Linked DNA regions of Homo sapiens: region 2 is linked to region 1. Evidence: read pairs that join two places in POLR2A ChIA-PET (ENCODE). Cell type or tissue: MCF 10A. All regions are shown on one strand. Each heading gives the region's core, and the rest is flanking DNA. Links, peaks and the distances in the headings are about the cores only.

Region 1 (2,919 bases), core at 328-2,827:
GTCTGGGAGGTGTACCCAACAGCTCATTGAGAATGGGCCATGATGACAATGGCGGTTTTGTGGAATAGAAAGGGGGGAAAGGTGGGGAAAAGATTGAGAAATCGGATGGTTGCCGTGTCTGTGTAGAAAGAAGTAGACATAGGAGACTTTTCATTTTGTTCTGTACTAAGAAAAATTCTTCTGCCTTGGGATCCTGTTGATCTGTGACCTTACCCCCAACCCTGTGCTCTCTGAAACATGTGCTGTGTCCACTCAGGGTTAAATGGATTAAGGGCGGTGCAAGATGTGCTTCGTTAAACAGATGTTTGAAGGCAGCATGCTCGTTAAGAGTCATCACCACTCCCTAATCTCAAGTACCCAGGGACACAAACACTGGGGAAGGCCGCAGGGTCCTCTGCCTAGGAAAACCAGAGACCTTTGTTCACTTGTTTATCTGCTGACCTTCCCTCCACTATTGTCCTATGACCCTGCCAAATCCCCCTCTGTGAGAAACACCCAAGAATGATCAATAAAAAATAAATAAATAAATAAATAAATAAATAAATAAATAAATAAACAAAAAACAAAAAAAACTAATACACAAACACACACATTAGCCTATGCCTAAACAAGGGCAGGATTATCAATATCACTGTCTTCCACCTCTACATCTTATCCCACTAGAAGATCTTCAGGGGCAGTAATATGCATGAAGCTGTCATCTCTTATAACAATGTCGTCTGAAACACCTTCTTTTTTATAAAAGACCATGAGGTCTGCAGGGGAAAGACAAAGGAGAGCTTTATTTTCTAAAAATGAGCAATCTGCAGATTGGGAGAGGAAGCCTCTGATATAAAAAGAAAGCATGCTCTGGAGAACAAAAAGGGGTTCTGGCTTAAATAGGGAAAGGTCCTGCTCCAGTCCTCAATCAGGTCCGTATACGCAAATGAGGAACTCAAACTCATTCAGTCCTGATTAGTTGAAAACAGTTGAGTCCCAATTTGGTAGTTTCCAAGCCCAAACCAGAAGTCTCTGCTGGATGCCCCTTTCAAGTGGTTGGTGGGAGTTTTCCCTACCACAGTGTCTCAGCTCAGAGAGTTTCCCTCTACAGGATCAAATGGGGTGTGACTGCCCTGCTCTCACTCACGATGGCTGTTGGGTTAGTTTCACTCCATATCCTGAAAAGCCTGCCTGAGGCTGTTTCACAGTTAACTCTTTTTCAGAAGTAGAAGTCCACTTTAAAATAAAGATAAAAACCATAGTAAATACACAAACCTGTAACAGAGTTGTTTATTATCAAGTGTTATGCACTGTACATAATTCTATGCACTAGACTTACACAACTGGCAGCACAGTAGGTTTGTTTACACCAGCATCATAACAAGCACATGAGTAATGCATTGCACAATGTTACAACAGTTACACATCACCGAGCAATAGGAAGTGTTCAGCTTCATTATAACCTTATGTGTCTGTCATTGACCAAATGTCATTAAGCAGCGCATTATACCATGTTTTGTTTATACATTCACGTTTGTTCAAATCAAATTTTATTTTATTTATTTTTTGAGACAGAGTCTTGCTCTGTCATCCAGGCTGGAGTGCAGTGGTGTGATCTTGGCTCACTGCAACTTCTGTCTCCTGGGTTCAAGCAATTCTCCTGCCTCAGCCTCCCGAGTAACTGGAATTACAAGCATGCGCCACCACTCCTGGCAAATTTTTGTATTTTTCACAGAGATGGGGTTTCGCCATGTTGGCCAGGCTGGTCTTGAACTCCTGGCCTTAAGTGATCCACTCGCCTCAGCCTCCCTAAAGTGCTGGGATTATAGACATGAGCCAGCCGAGAAAGTTCTTTATTTTGATGGTGGGGTGAAGTCAGAGTGCTGCAGGAAGAATGATGCTTGCCTGTTTAATGGATAGAAGGCAGTGGAAAATGGAATAGGAATGGATTTGGGAAATAGAGAAGTTTGGCCCTGCTGGAGATTCAAGAACATAGTGAGGGAGCTGTGGCAATGGGGCTGTAGAAAATGGTAGAACTGGATTAACATGAGCCTTGTATGCCATACTAAAAATATGGTCTTTATCTCATTTGCAAAGCGGAGCCAGTTGAGGTCCTTCTTCTGCCCCAATCAAAATATATTTATTATTTTCTCATTATACAACAAATACATGCTTGTAATAAAAAATTCAAACCATACTGAAGTATAGGTAAGGCGTGGTGGCTCACACCTGTAATCCCAGCACTTTGGGAAGCTGAGTGGGACTGACTGCTTGAGCCTACGAATTTCAGACCAGCCTGGACAACAGGGTGAAACCCTACCTCTATAACAAATACAAAACATTAGCTGGGCATGGTGGTGCATGCCTCTGCTCCCAGATATTTGGGAGGCTGAGAAGTGGGAGGATTCCCTGAGCCCAGGAGATCAAGGCTGCTGTGAGCCGTGATTGCGGCACTGCTCTCCAGCCTAGGCGACAGAACAGGAACCTGCTTCAAAAAAAAAAAAAAAAAAAAGAAAGAAAGAAAGAAAGAAAAGAAATATATACATTGGAAAGAAGAAATTGCCTGTATTCTTACCCATAGAGCTAGTCACTATTAAAAGTTTGATGTATGTTATGTATCAAAGCCCATGGGCTGGGTGCCATAGCTCACGCCTGTAACCCCAGCACGTCAGGAGGCTGAGGCTGGATGATTGCTTGAGCCCAGGAGTTGGAGACTATCCTGGGCAACACAGGGAGACCCTGTTTCTACAAAAAATTTAAAAGTTAGCTTGATGCACTGGCATATGCCTGTAGTCCCAGCTACTCTGGAGGCTGAGGTGGGAGGATTGCTTGAGCCCAGGAGGTCGAGGCTGCAGTGAACTATGATCGTGCCACTGCATTCCAGCCAGGGTGACATAGCAAGACCCTATCTTAAAAATACCAACCAAACAAACAAAAACC
Region 2 (2,919 bases), core at 108-2,607, 180 kb before region 1:
AAGTCCAACAAGTTTCAGGAGGATGACAGTCTCATGACACAAGCATTCCAAAAAACCAGAGTTTAAGTCTGGACATAACGACAGCACAGAGGCAGTGTCGAGCCCTCGCACACCTTCTGTGGTGTGTGCGAAACTGACTGCTACCATCCTCTTGGGAAATAAAGGATGGATTATTCCATGGGGTGTCTTAGAAGGCTAAGCTTACATAACCTCCCACCAAGATTTTGTAGTTAAGAGACAAGGACTGGGAGGGAGTCCCACCTGCAGCTATCCAGGTCTGGGATTGAGGTCAATCTTCATTGACAACCCTGGAGGAAGGATAATAGAACTTCCCCAAACTTACCTGGAAACGCAAAGAGCCAATTGAAATCTCATCCCATTTCTCTTCTTCAAAAGCCCTTTTTCCATTGATAATAATATTGGCACGAAAACGCAAGCTGAGATCCTTCAGTGAGAATAATTCCTCCTTTCCATTCTCATCACTGATTAAAGCAACCAAAAAGAGTAAGTAGGGGGAGGATGGCAGATAATTGTACCACTATAATAATTCATCATGCCTGCCATGTAACACCTAACTTCATCAGCTCTACTGTGGCCTGTGCCCTGGATAATCAAAACAGACTTTTACCATGAGTGCAAGGCCAAGAGACACCCATCTGCTAAACAGGCATCAGGGCCTCCCCTGGGATACGGTCCCATCTCCAGTGAGAGTCCCACAAGAGCCAGGCAAAGGGCGAGCAGATCTTAGCTGAAGAGATGAAGGACTTTGGAAATCAGAAGAACAGAACTCCAGTGAAAAAGGAACTTCTGAGAACACACCAGTTCTATAAGGTGGGGCGGCATAAGGCATTTAAAAACCTGTCAACAGGCTTAATGATCAAAGACCTAAGAAGCACTGAGATCTCATTCCCTTTTTTCCCCCTTCTTTTCACAGGTGTTGAGATCTCACTCTTTTTTTTTTTTTTGGGTATTAAAACATTATAAATAAAGAAGATAGTATTTCCTAATTTCCATTCTATTTGCAGTGTAACATCTGCTATTTTTCTGATACCTTTTTTTTTTTTTTTTTTGAGACAAGGTCTTGCTCTGTCACCCAGACTGGAGTGCAGTGGCACAATCTCAGCTCATTGCAGCCTTGACCAAGATCCCAGGCTCAAGTAATTCTCCTGCCTCAGCCTCCCAAGTAGGTGGGACTACAAGCATGTGCCACCATGCCCAGCTAACTTATTTTTACTTTTTTTAGAGATGGGGTCTCACTATATTGCCCAGGCTGGGTTTGAACTCCTGGGCTCAAGTGATCCTCCCACCTCAGCCTCTCAAAGTGCTGGGATTACAGGTGTGAGCCACCATGCCTAGCCTATTTTTGTAACTCTTATTTTTGTAATTTTTATTTATTGCCATGAGGTTCCAAAAAAAATGGCCCTCTGCACCCCCCACCCCCACCCAGAAGAACGCACTGAAAATACATCTTAAAACTTCTCTGACAAAAGAACACATCCTGTATGATCCCACCATATTAAGTTGAAGAATGGGTGAAACTAGCTATGGTGAAAGAAGTCAGAATAGTGGTGACCTTCAGTGAGGCTGACTGGGATGGGATACAAGGGAGGTTTCTGGAGTACATTCTTAGCTTGATCTAGGTAGTGGTAGTTGCTGGTGAAGATCCAAAACACTTAATGTGTTTATCAGCAGATACTTTGCCTCATTCAACAGAGGAAGGGTGGCTGTTGTACCAGGAGATTGATCTGAAAATGATGGAGCATAGCCGTATACATCTGTAAAACTGTATTTAACTGTGTACTGATGACTTTTGCACTTTTTTGTGCTTCAATCAATTTTTAATTGCTTAAGTTGGTGTGAGGTAAATCCTCAGGCATGGTTAGAGTATGCGCCAGAGACAGGGTTGAAAGACTATGGGGTTGGGAAGGAGGAGTCCCAATCTCCTTTGAATGGCAAACAACGTATGAAAAGCCAGAGACCGGGATACCTGAGTCTGGTTTTGCCACTTACTAAGGGCAACTCCCACAACCTATGAGGACCACAATTTCCTCATCTGCAACAAGAGGATTAGCACTTTTCCAGTCCTCAAATCCTTTGATTCTGGATCAACTCTCTGGGTTATAAACCCTCACTTTGGGCTTCGTAAAAGGGCATGTTTTATGTCCAAAAGCTATCATGGTTAACATGTGCATGATAGAGTCCCTCAAATTTGCAAATAAAGCACAGAGAAATACCTAGCAGGGGACCCTAGCTCTGCTCTTGGATCAGCTGCCCAGCGGGTCCACCCTGCTATAAACCAGATGGTGGGGAACGTGGCCCCTCCTGGTAGGAACTGGGGTGACAGCAAGCCTCTCCCCACCTCCTATCTTTCCACACGAAGAACCCCAAAAAACTGCAGACCCACTTTTTCCAGGACTCTGGATGCCTGAGGAGAAGGGTCCCTCAGTGCCAGAAGAACTCAGTGAATACCCAGAGAACATGTGGCTGCATCACACTTTTGCTCTCAAAGATAGCGAGCTGGGCCACAGTATGAGAATGATGTTGTATATTTTCAACAATGGATAGAAACAAGAGTGACTACAAATAGCCCATCCCTGCAGAGGCGGACGAGGTGGCTTAGTCAGCTTTATTAAACTGTATTTGTATGTCTTTGCAAATATGTATGTGTGTGTACTTGACCACGTGGTGCAAGACAGTCACAGGACCCCCAGTTCACAGTGCTGTTAGGGGTGAGCCACTAACAACACTCATCTCTGGCCTGTGGACCAGGAATGAGGAGCCCGTCCCAGTCACCCTGTGGCATGAGAGCTGGGTGATTTTTCCTCATTGCCTGGCTACCTTGGGACTTCAGTTTGCTCTAAAGAACAACGAGAGGGTTGGCCCAACCATGACCCTTTCTGGAGCTGACCTCCCAATGCT

The links. Peaks named below come from ENCODE experiments on the same cell type or tissue, not always from the same donor. Only the 100,000 strongest peaks of a DNase experiment are listed, where the experiment ranks them.
Region 2: POLR2A ChIA-PET joins it to region 1 with 6 read pairs; 3 of 35 experiments call an interaction of 5 or more read pairs at or near these places.

What each region holds. Positions count from the first base shown.
Region 1 is chr18:36,074,506-36,077,424 of GRCh38, reverse strand. No RefSeq gene overlaps it. Among named protein-coding and RNA genes, the nearest start is that of RPRD1A, 8.4 kb to the right of the region's middle. In MCF 10A, for the core only: no CTCF peak of the experiment used is centred there; a DNase peak (open chromatin) is centred at 1,374.
Region 2 is chr18:36,257,600-36,260,518 of GRCh38, reverse strand. MOCOS (molybdenum cofactor sulfurase) reads right to left here. Exons shown (of 15, transcript NM_017947.4): 13 at 344-482. Among named protein-coding and RNA genes, the nearest start is that of FHOD3, 39 kb to the left of the region's middle. In MCF 10A, for the core only: no CTCF peak of the experiment used is centred there; no DNase peak of the experiment used is centred there.